Linked DNA regions of Homo sapiens: regions 1, 3 and 4 are each linked to region 2. A link is an interaction called in ENCODE POLR2A ChIA-PET data of the cell type or tissue named here. Cell type or tissue: GM12878. All regions are shown on one strand. Region 1 overlaps KLHDC10 (kelch domain containing 10). Region 2 overlaps TMEM209 (transmembrane protein 209). Region 3 has its middle 7.4 kb from the start of ZC3HC1. Region 4 has its middle 5.7 kb from the start of KLHDC10.

Region 1 (2,500 bases), 62 kb before region 2:
TTGTGTGTGTGGTGGCAGGAACAAAAGAGCTACAGGAGGAAGAACACCAAAGTTACCTGCAGGATATTGGTGTGTTTTGTTTTAATCTGGTAGAGGATTAAAATGACAGAAACCATAATTGTAAATTTAGAAATCATTCTCCTGGCAAAAACAGAATGTCCCTTTAGTCCCTTTATTCTGAGTCCCCTTGGGTCTTTGCTAACGCAAAGATGATACTTCATTTTTCTCTGCTTTGCTGCATGCTTGAACTGTCTTCAGCAGCAGTGGTATACTGGGTAGACTGTAGTTCATGGAACTCAATATTATTATACACAGTATTTAGTGAATTCCATAAATATGTATTGAATACGTCATATATGCCTAGCAATGAACTATGTGATAGAGCCCATATAGTGGAATTAGATCTTTTTCTGCAGAACTTTGTAGTATAGGCTATGTATCCCTTATCTGAAATGCTTGGGACCAGAAGTGTTTCACATTTCAAAATTTTTTTTTGAATATTTGCATTGTACTTAGCATACCAAATCCAAAACTTTGAAATCCAACATGTTCCAGTGAGCATTTCCTTTAAGCATCATTGTTGGTGCGCAAAAAGTCTAATTCGGATTTTGAATTAGACTTCAGATTTTCAGATTTGGCACGCTCAGCTACTAGTTAGATGTCAGTGGTTTGAGCTATCTTATGAGATCATTAAAGCAGATATGTGTAGCTTCTCAGATATTCTGGGTTTATGTGGGAACAAATTGCAGGTAGCCATTTGTGAACAGAACTTGTGCTTCTCCTTCCTCAGTTGTGCTGCATGGAAACAACCTGTTAGTATTTGGAGGTACGGGCATCCCATTTGGAGAGAGCAACGGCAATGACGTCCATGTGTGTAATGTGAAGTATAAGAGATGGGCTTTGCTCAGCTGTCGGGGGAAGAAACCCAGTCGTATATATGGACAGGTACCAATCTGTGGCCAGTCATGGTGTATTTGTTCATATTTTTCTAGTCTGGGGATGGTGTTAGAATATTTGTAATTGTTACCATTTTATTTTAATGGAGAAGAGTTCTTTGTGGTTAGTACTTGATTTTTTAGTTCTGATATGAAATTATAATTTGCAAATCTGGTTACTTGCTGTGTTCTTTTCTTTTCTCTTCCTTTCTTTTCTTTTTTTTTCACTTTCTGTTTCTAATTCAATTTAGGTCAGGATGTAGACCTGTATGGAAGTTCCTTTAAATGTTAGAACCCCACCTCCACCTCTACCCTCACCCCCCGTGAGAGATTGGGCTTCACTATGGTCTGGGTCCTGGTCATTTTTAGAGTGATTCTTGAGTAGATGAGAAAGCACTTGGTGAAGAAACTTTTACATGGATCTGAGCTAAAACATACATTATGTAGAGATTAGTTTAGGTTCCAGCGCTTCAAACCTTAGGTCTGAAAAGTTATATCCAGAAAGATAGGGAGCAACCCACCATACATCAGAGACTCTTTGAGAGTTTAAGCTTAAAACAACCAAGCTTTGACTTCTTTCTTGACTCGCTGGCATTAGTACTGATAAACAGCTTCTGAGCTTAACTTCAAAGGAGCACATACTGGATAACTTTGTTGCTTCCACAGGAGGCATTTAAACTTAAGAAGTGGCCATAACAATAGCTGAAACTTTCATTGAAAAGGGTCCAGTGGAAAACATCAGGTTCCTTGAACTGCTAACTAGGGTTTCTACTTAGCAGATTGTGGTGGCTTATTTTCATATCTGCTGCTTCTTGAGAGCATTTTTCTTCAGACTGCTTATAAAGAGAAGCAGCTTTCAATGGAAATGCTTATGCCCATGGGCTAGAAATTATTTGATCAGCCAGGACCCTTAAGAATCATCTTGGGAGGTAGGACTTCCTTTCCAGTTGAGTAAAGCTTCACCTTTCTAAAGGTGTTTTCCAGGTTCTTAAAATAATCTCTGGGTTCTCTAAAATCTTTATTCTTTTAAGAGTCTGATACATTAAAAGATTAAAATACAAGAGAATTTCATAAAACCTGATTTGGAGGTATCTGGTAAGTTTACATTCTTTAATCAAGTGTTAACAAGTCGGTCTTATTCACCTTTCCTTGTTATCCAGGCTATGGCCATCATCAATGGCTCCCTTTATGTCTTTGGAGGTACAACCGGCTATATTTACAGCACAGACCTGCACAAGTTAGATCTCAATACCAGAGAGTGGACACAACTGAAACCAAACAACCTATCCTGTGATCTACCAGAAGAGAGGTGAGGTTCTAGGATTCAAGCATATTTATTCTTTCGTGCTAACATTTGACCTCTTTCAGAGTGTTGGCAATATGAAGAAAACCCTTTGGCCCCAGTTAGAATAACTAACTGGCTGTTGGATGTTAGATCTCAGGTAAATAGTAAAGAAAGGTCTATAGTAAAAAAAGTTCTTCTGGTGAGGAAATAATATTTCCTTCTAAACTACAGAATTTTTTTCCATGTCATTTCCTCTTATACTTTAGTCTCTCTGCATTAG
Region 2 (2,500 bases):
AACAAGTGGCACTAATATTGTCTCATTGATCCACTAGAAGAAATAAGGTACAGATTTTGGATACATAATTCCCAAGTAGCTGTCAAATAATTACTTTCTTTTTTACAAGCAACTCTAAGAATTTTTTTTACTATCTTATAGTTGAATATTAAAAGAATCATAAAGTATAGTGAAAGAGAATGAAAGTAATAGCTACCCGAAATCAAGAGATGGTTAAATAAATATGCCACTGGAGTGTAAATTAACTAACTTACATTCCTTTTTTTTTTTCGAGATGGAGTTTCGCTCTTGTTGCCCAGGCTGGAGTGCAATGGCGCAATCTCAGCTCACTGCAACCTCCACTTCCCAAGTTCAAAGGATTCTCCTGCCTCAGCCTCCTGAGTAGCTGGGATTACAGGCACCTGCCACCACGCCCAGTTAATTTTTTGTATTTTTAGTAGAGACGGGGTTTCACCATGTTGGCCAGGCTGGTCTTGAACTCCTGACCTCAGGTGATCCGCCTGCCTCAGCCTCCCAAAGTGCTGAGATTACAGGCGTGAGCCACTGCGCCTGGCAACTAAATTACATTCTTAAATAACATGTTTTTATTTTTTTTCCTGAAAAAAAAATATAAAACTTTTAGCTATATGTTAAATTTTTCTTAAAATTTTCTGATTATTATGTTTAGCTAAAAGGATAATCTTCAGTTTACATTTGTAGGGTAACTATTCACACATTTATTAATGTAGTGTTTATATTGGTTTGCAATCAGTAAGATAGTTTTTCAAACTAACATAACTGCCTAACTCTCAGCAGGCTCACCCAATTCCCTAACCATGTGGAAAAACAGAGACTTATTACATTTGAAACTGGCTTTTGAATATTACAATATTACTTTAGGACTGGGACTTTCAAATGCCTTTTCCATGGCTAATATAAAACTAATGCTGGGATGTGAAAAGACTAAGGATACATCCCATCTGGTTTGTGTGTTATTATTTTGTGTATGTGTTTGTAGCAACTTCAATTACCACTTCTGTTTCCATGCTTTTGTTTATCCATAAAATAAAAGGATGAAAAAATGTTTCCAATGAAATACAATATTATAAACAACTGAAACAAAAACCTTCTGGGAACTTAAAAGATTTCTTGTAATCCATGTAAGGAAGCAAATTTTGATATACTGGCAAGACTTGAACTGAATTCACATGAAGCTATTTATAGGCTTTATCCCACTGAGTGTGACTATTCATATGTTTTTCTGCAGAAGTATTAATGTGGTTGATTACTGAGTGTTAACTAGACTCTGGTGTTATAAATTATACGGTACAGGTATACATGTATTGCTTAAAAAAATCCAAAAACTCTAAATTTTATAGCACATGGTCACCTAGGGACTTCAGATGAGGAAATGTATTTGTATTTCTTCTAAGTAGCTAATACTCTGTCTGACTAAGACTTCATATTTTAAACATGTTAGCATTTTTAGACTAGCCTATAACAGAAACTACAACAAACTCCAGTTTCAGGAGATGATTTGACTCATTCATCCTTCCAACATTTACTACATGCATCTTAATTTGCCAGCTGTGACAAATGGTACAAAAGAGTACAGCTGTACTCTTTGGCTGTAACAAAATTACCTAACGTGTCCCAGAGAGAGGTCTAGGCCCCACCCTTATAAATTCTAATTGAGTAAGTCTAGGATTGGGTTCAGGAATTATCCATAAAATGCCATCCAGGTTTCTGTTTCAATAAAGTAGGCTACCATTTTTTGCCCCTCTATTTTGATGCCCTATTTAAATAAGAGTAAAAGGATAAAAAATGAGCACAAGTGATTTCAAAATAGTTCTAGAAGATGCAGAGTGGATGGATGAATGTTGAAGGATGAAACAACAGAAGTAGTAGCCCCTTCAGAGCTAAGTGGAGCTCCGTATAGTGGAAGGGGAAGTCCATATGCCTAACAGAACCCAGAACACACAGGTACTAGAGAAGGTGGGAGGAAGACGTGGAGTTGGAAATAGGGAACTCACTCACTCTGTATATGGAAAAGTTGGCCCAAGATTAGAGGGTTCTTCTCTAGAAAAACAGAAATCATAATCTACTTTGAAATAGCTTCAAGCATATGTTGTCTTATCTCTCTAACTCTTTAAGTTTTCTGAGGGCAAGGACCTCATTTTTGTTTCCCCTCACAATTCTAGGTAAATAAAAGGCTCCAATAGAAAAGCTCTTTGGAAAATAAAACTGAGAACTGAAAAGGGAGGATCTCAATAACTAAACATATTATTCCTTTATCTTCTCAAAACATAACAATTCACTAAATATGGAGGAAGAAAAAAATCTCATGAAAATAAATACCATATAGTAACAGTCATGTTTATCCTTATATATGTACCATTCATACTGTACCTTTATAACTAATATTCTAATTTATAATGAACTCTAAATGATATTCTAATAACATGCTTTGCATATTAAGAGGCACTAATATTGTCCAAAGAGTAATGTCAGAACTTACATT
Region 3 (2,500 bases), 120 kb before region 2:
ATATTATATATAATATTATATAATTATATATAATATTATATATTAATATATAATTATATATAATATTTATTATATATAATTATATATAATATATAAATATATTAATATATAATTTATAATATATAAATATATTAATATATAATTTATAATATATAAATATATTAATATATAATTTATAATATATAAATATATTAATATATAATTTATAATATATAAATATATTAATATATAATTTATAATATATAAATATATTAATATATAATTTATAATATATAAACATATATAATATATAAATATATTTTATATATTATATATTATAAATATATATTATATATTTATAATATATATATTTATATTTATAAATATATATATTTATAATATATATATTTATATTATAAATATATATATTTATAATATATAATATATATTTATATATTTAAATATATATTTATATTTAAATACATATTTATATATAAATATATTAATATATTAAAAATATATTAATATATTTAAATATATATTTATATATTATAAATATATATATATAATTTATTTATTTATTTTGAGACAGAGTCTCGCTTTGTTGCCCTAGCTGGAGTGCAATGGGGCAATCTCAGCTCACTGCAACCTCCACCTTCTGGGTTCAAGTGATTGTCCTGCCTCAACCTCCCAAGTAGCTGGGATTACAGGTGCCTGCCACCACTCCCGTTTAATTTTTGTATTTTTCAGTAGAGGCAGGGTTTCGCCATGTTTACCAGACTAGTCTTGAGCTCCTGACCTCAGATGATCCGCCCACCTTGGCCTCCCAAAGTGCTGGAATTACAGGCATGAGCCACCAAGCCTAGCCTAGAAAAAATATATATGTATATATATTTTTGAGATGCCTGCCTCGGCCTCCCAAAGTGCTGGTATTACAGGCGTGAGGCACTGCACCCAGCCTTGAAAATATTTTTTTAATGGATGGTTACATCAGTATTGAACATGTACCGGCTTTTTTCCTTGTTGTTCTTTTAACAATACAGTATAACAACTATTTATATAGCATTTACATTGTATCAGGTATTATAAATAATCTAGAGATGACTTAACTGATACACATATGGAAGTATGTGTATAGGTTATATGCAAATTTTATGTAATGGACTTGAGCATCTGTAGATGTTGGTATTGAAGAGGAGTCCTGAACTAATCCCCTGAGGATATACAGCGACAACTATATGTATATTGATGTAATAGATATTTATTTATTTATATCTATTATGTATAATGTATATATATATATATATATATAGTGTGTGTGTGTGTGTGTGTGTGTGTGTGTGTGTGATATTTCAGTTTTTTTCCCCTTAATACTCCAGCATCTGGCATATAGTAGATGTTCCGAATATGTCAATTTTTTTTTTTGAGAGAGAGTCCTTGCTCCGTTGCCAGGCCGGAGTGCAGTGGTGCGATCTCGGCTCACTGCAACCTCTGCCTCCCGGGTTCAAGTGATTCTCCTGCCTCAGCCTCCCGAGTAGCTGGGACTACAGGTGCATGCCACCACGCCCAGCTAATTTTTGTATTTTTAGTAGAGACGGGGTTTCACCATGTTGGCCAGGATGGTCTCGATCATTAGACCTCATGATCTGCCCGCCTTGGCCTCCCAGAGTGCTGGGATTACAGGTGTCAGCCACCATGCCCAGCCAGAAGATGTCAATTTTAAGACAGGAATCAATAAACACTTGGAAAATTTCCAAGTTTCAGATAGTCACTTGCCCAGTGTGATGTGAAGAAAAGAGTTTTGGAGAGAGAGATGGTCTCTTATTCTGCTTCCATCACTAGCCATGTGGCCTTGGGGTCAAATAACTTCTGGATATGAGATTAAATGAAAGAATGTATATGAAAATGTTTGATACGTAGTAGGTTCTTGGTAAGTGCTAGTTTTCTTCCTAAGCATTTTAGTGACCATTACCTCACCTTCTTTCAGGAAGGAAGAACTAATCTCCCCAGCCGCTGGGCATACCAGCAGCAGGAAGCCCTACTGTCCTTGGCTGTCATCTCCTTTGATAGCTACTTCATTGAAGGAAGCCCTTTCTCCTGAGGTCACCTCCACTCCCTTCCTCAGGGCATCCAGTAACTAATCCAGACAGTTATAAAAGGCCCAGCTCCGTGTCCCAACTCAGGACAATGCTAAAGGGCCATCCAGCCTCAGGGTTTCCTGGAGGGTCTCCCTTGAGACTGCATCATAGCCCAGCTCCTCCCCCTGCCCAGATCAGCTTCCTTCCCGTCCTTTTGACCCCAAGAATCCTCCCCAAAAACCTCCTGCATGCTAATCTCCCTCTCAGGAGCTGCTTATCCATTTTGTTTATCCTGGGGAAGTAGACAGTTCTGCCGATTGCTCCAGCTGTCAGACTGTCTTTATTGTATGTATGGTGTTTTGTTTTGTTTTGTTTTGTTTTGAGGCGGAGTCTCACTCTGTCTGTCACCAGGCTAGAGTGCAGTGGCGGGATCTCAGCTCACT
Region 4 (2,500 bases), 120 kb before region 2:
CCTGACTTCAAATGATCCACCCGCCTTGGCCTCCCAAAGTGCTGAGATTACAGGTGTGAGCCACCATGCCCGGTCCCTTTTCTTCTTCTTCTTCTTCTTCTTTTTTTTTTTTTTTTTTGAGACACTGCACTCTGTCGCCAAGCCTGGAGTGCAGTGGCATGAACACAGCTCACTACAGTCTCAACTGCTCCAGCTTAGGTGACCCTTCTATCTCAGCCTCCAGAGCAGCGTCTGGGACCACAGGCGGGCACCACCATGCCCAGCTAATTTTTGTATTTTTTTTTTTGCAGTGATAGGGTTTCACCTGTTGTGTAGGCTGGTCTCAAACTCCTGGCTTCAAACAACACACCCACTTTTGCCTCCTAAAGTGCTGGGATTGCAGGCATGGGCTGCCCCAACCTGTCAAACTTTCTGAACCTACTGTACAAGTATATCCTCAGATTCACTCAGATCTTGACGAATTATCTTTCCTGTTTAGAGAAATCCCAAGCCTACCCTTAATTTTTTTTGAAAGGAAAGATCGTTCATATGCTGAAGACAACTTCAACTTTGCTTTTATTTATTTGGACTCTGAATGATTTTAACATCTTTTGTTTGATTTTTTCTGTTTTTTAAAAAACTTTATTGATTTTTGAGACAAGGTCTTGCTCTGTCACCCAGGCTGGAGTGCAGCCATGAGATCATAGCTCACTGCAGCCTGGAGCTCCTGGGCTCAGGGATCCTCCTACCTCCTCCTCCCATGTAGCTGGGACTATAGGCATGGGCTACCATGCCTGGCTAATTTGCATTTTTTTTTGTAGAAACGGGGGTCTCACAGCTGGGCACAGTGGCTCATGCCTGTAATCCCAGCACTTTGGGAGGCCGAGGCGGGTGGATTGCGAGGTCAGGAGTTCAAAACCAGCCTGGCCAAGATGGTGAAACCCCGTCTCTGAGGGCAGAGGTTGCAGTGAGTGAGATTGCGCCATGCACTCCAGCCTGGACGGAGTGAAACTCCATCTCAGAAAAAAAAAAAAAAAAAAGAAAGAAACGGGGGTCTCACTATATTGCCCAGGCTGGTCTTGAACTGGGCTCAAGTGATCCTCCTACCTCAGCCTCCCAAAGGACTGGGATTATAGACATGAGCCACTGCACCTGGCCTTAAACTTACATTTTAAACTTCCAGTGTGCTGATTTGGGGCTTAGCAGTCTTTTTTTTTTTTTTTTTCTTGAGACGGAGTCTCACTGTGTTGCCCAGGCTGGAGTGCAGTGGCACTATCTCAGCTCGCTGCAACCTCTGCCCCCCCGGTTCAAGTGATTCTCCTGCCTCAGCCTCCCGAGTAGCTAGAATTACAGGTGTCAGCCACTGCACCTGGCTAATTTTTCTATTTTTAGTAGAGACGGGGTTTCGCCATCTTGGCCAGGCTAGTCTTGAACTCCTGACCTCATGATCAACCCACCTCGGCCTCCCAAAGTGTTGGGATTACAGGTGTGAGCCACTGCGCCTGGCCTCATTTTTTTTTTGGAGAGATCTTTGCTAATTGTTTTCACCAATGGTGAAAAAAGAATGGTTGCAGATTTTATTTATTTATTTACTTTAAAAATTTATTTATTTATTTATCTGAGATAGAGTCTTGCTTTGTCACCCAGGCTGGAGTGCAATGGTGTGATCTCGGCTCACTGCAACCTCTGCCTCCTGGGTTCAAGTGATTCTCCTGCCTCAGCCTCCCGAGTAGCTGGGATTTGGGATTACAGGCGTGTACCACCATACCCGGCTAACTTCTTTTTTTACTTTTAGTAGAGAGAGGGTCTCACCATGTTGGCCAGGCTGCTTTCAAACTCCTGGCCTCAGGTGATCCACCTGCCTTGTCCTTCCAAAGTGCTAGGATGACAGGCGTGAGCCACTGAGCCTGGCCCTGGTTGTAGGCTTCAAAAAAAAGGAATAACAATGTACGCCAGATGTAGTGGCTCACCTCTTTAATCCCAGCACTTTGGGAGACTGAGGTGGGCGGATCCCTTGAAGTCAGAAGTTTGAGACCAGCCTGGCCAACATGGTGAAACCTTGTCTCTACTAAAAGTACAAAAAAGGTTAGCCAGGTGTGGTGGTACACACCTGTAATCCCAGGTACTTGGGAAGCTGAGGCAGAAGAATTACTTAAACCTGGGAGGTGGAGGTTGCAGTGAGCCAAGATCGTGCCACTGCACCCCAGCCTGGGCAATGCAGAGAGTCAAAAAAAAAAAAAAGAAAGAAAGAAAGAAAAAAGAAACAGTGAAACGCCATCTCTGTTAAAAATAAACAAAATTGGCCGGGCATGGTCATGCATGCCTGTGACCAGCTACTTGGGAGGTTGAAGTGAGAGGATGGCTTGAGCCCAGGAGGTCAAGGCTGCAGTAAGCCAAGATTGCATCACGCACTCCAGCCTGGGTGACAGATGAAACCTTGTCTCAAAAAACAAATAAAAACCAAACCAAAATAAAACCCACAAAAAATAATGTATAGAGCTCTCTAAGACATATTTTATAA

What was found. ChIA-PET counts read pairs that join two places held together with the same protein. Peaks named below come from ENCODE experiments on the same cell type or tissue, not always from the same donor. Only the 100,000 strongest peaks of a DNase experiment are listed, where the experiment ranks them.
Region 1: POLR2A ChIA-PET joins it to region 2 with 5 read pairs; 6 of 35 experiments call an interaction of 5 or more read pairs at or near these places.
Region 3: POLR2A ChIA-PET joins it to region 2 with 5 read pairs; 2 of 35 experiments call an interaction of 5 or more read pairs at or near these places.
Region 4: POLR2A ChIA-PET joins it to region 2 with 6 read pairs; 4 of 35 experiments call an interaction of 5 or more read pairs at or near these places.

Annotation. Positions count from the first base shown.
Region 1 is chr7:130,119,959-130,122,458 of GRCh38, forward strand. It overlaps KLHDC10 (kelch domain containing 10), which reads left to right. Exons shown (of 10, transcript NM_014997.4): 4 at 791-945; 5 at 2,096-2,244. Among named protein-coding and RNA genes, the nearest start is that of LINC03008, 21 kb to the right of the region's middle. In GM12878, no CTCF peak of the experiment used is centred here; no DNase peak of the experiment used is centred here.
Region 2 is chr7:130,181,687-130,184,186 of GRCh38, forward strand. TMEM209 (transmembrane protein 209) reads right to left here. Exons shown (of 15, transcript NM_032842.4): 8 at 2,498-2,500; 9 at 1-33. Among named protein-coding and RNA genes, the nearest start is that of TMEM209, 22 kb to the right of the region's middle. RefSeq lists an enhancer at 1,348-1,467. In GM12878, no CTCF peak of the experiment used is centred here; a DNase peak (open chromatin) is centred at 1,495.
Region 3 is chr7:130,057,553-130,060,052 of GRCh38, forward strand. No RefSeq gene overlaps it. Among named protein-coding and RNA genes, the nearest start is that of ZC3HC1, 7.4 kb to the left of the region's middle. In GM12878, no CTCF peak of the experiment used is centred here; no DNase peak of the experiment used is centred here.
Region 4 is chr7:130,063,626-130,066,125 of GRCh38, forward strand. No RefSeq gene overlaps it. Among named protein-coding and RNA genes, the nearest start is that of KLHDC10, 5.7 kb to the right of the region's middle. In GM12878, no CTCF peak of the experiment used is centred here; no DNase peak of the experiment used is centred here.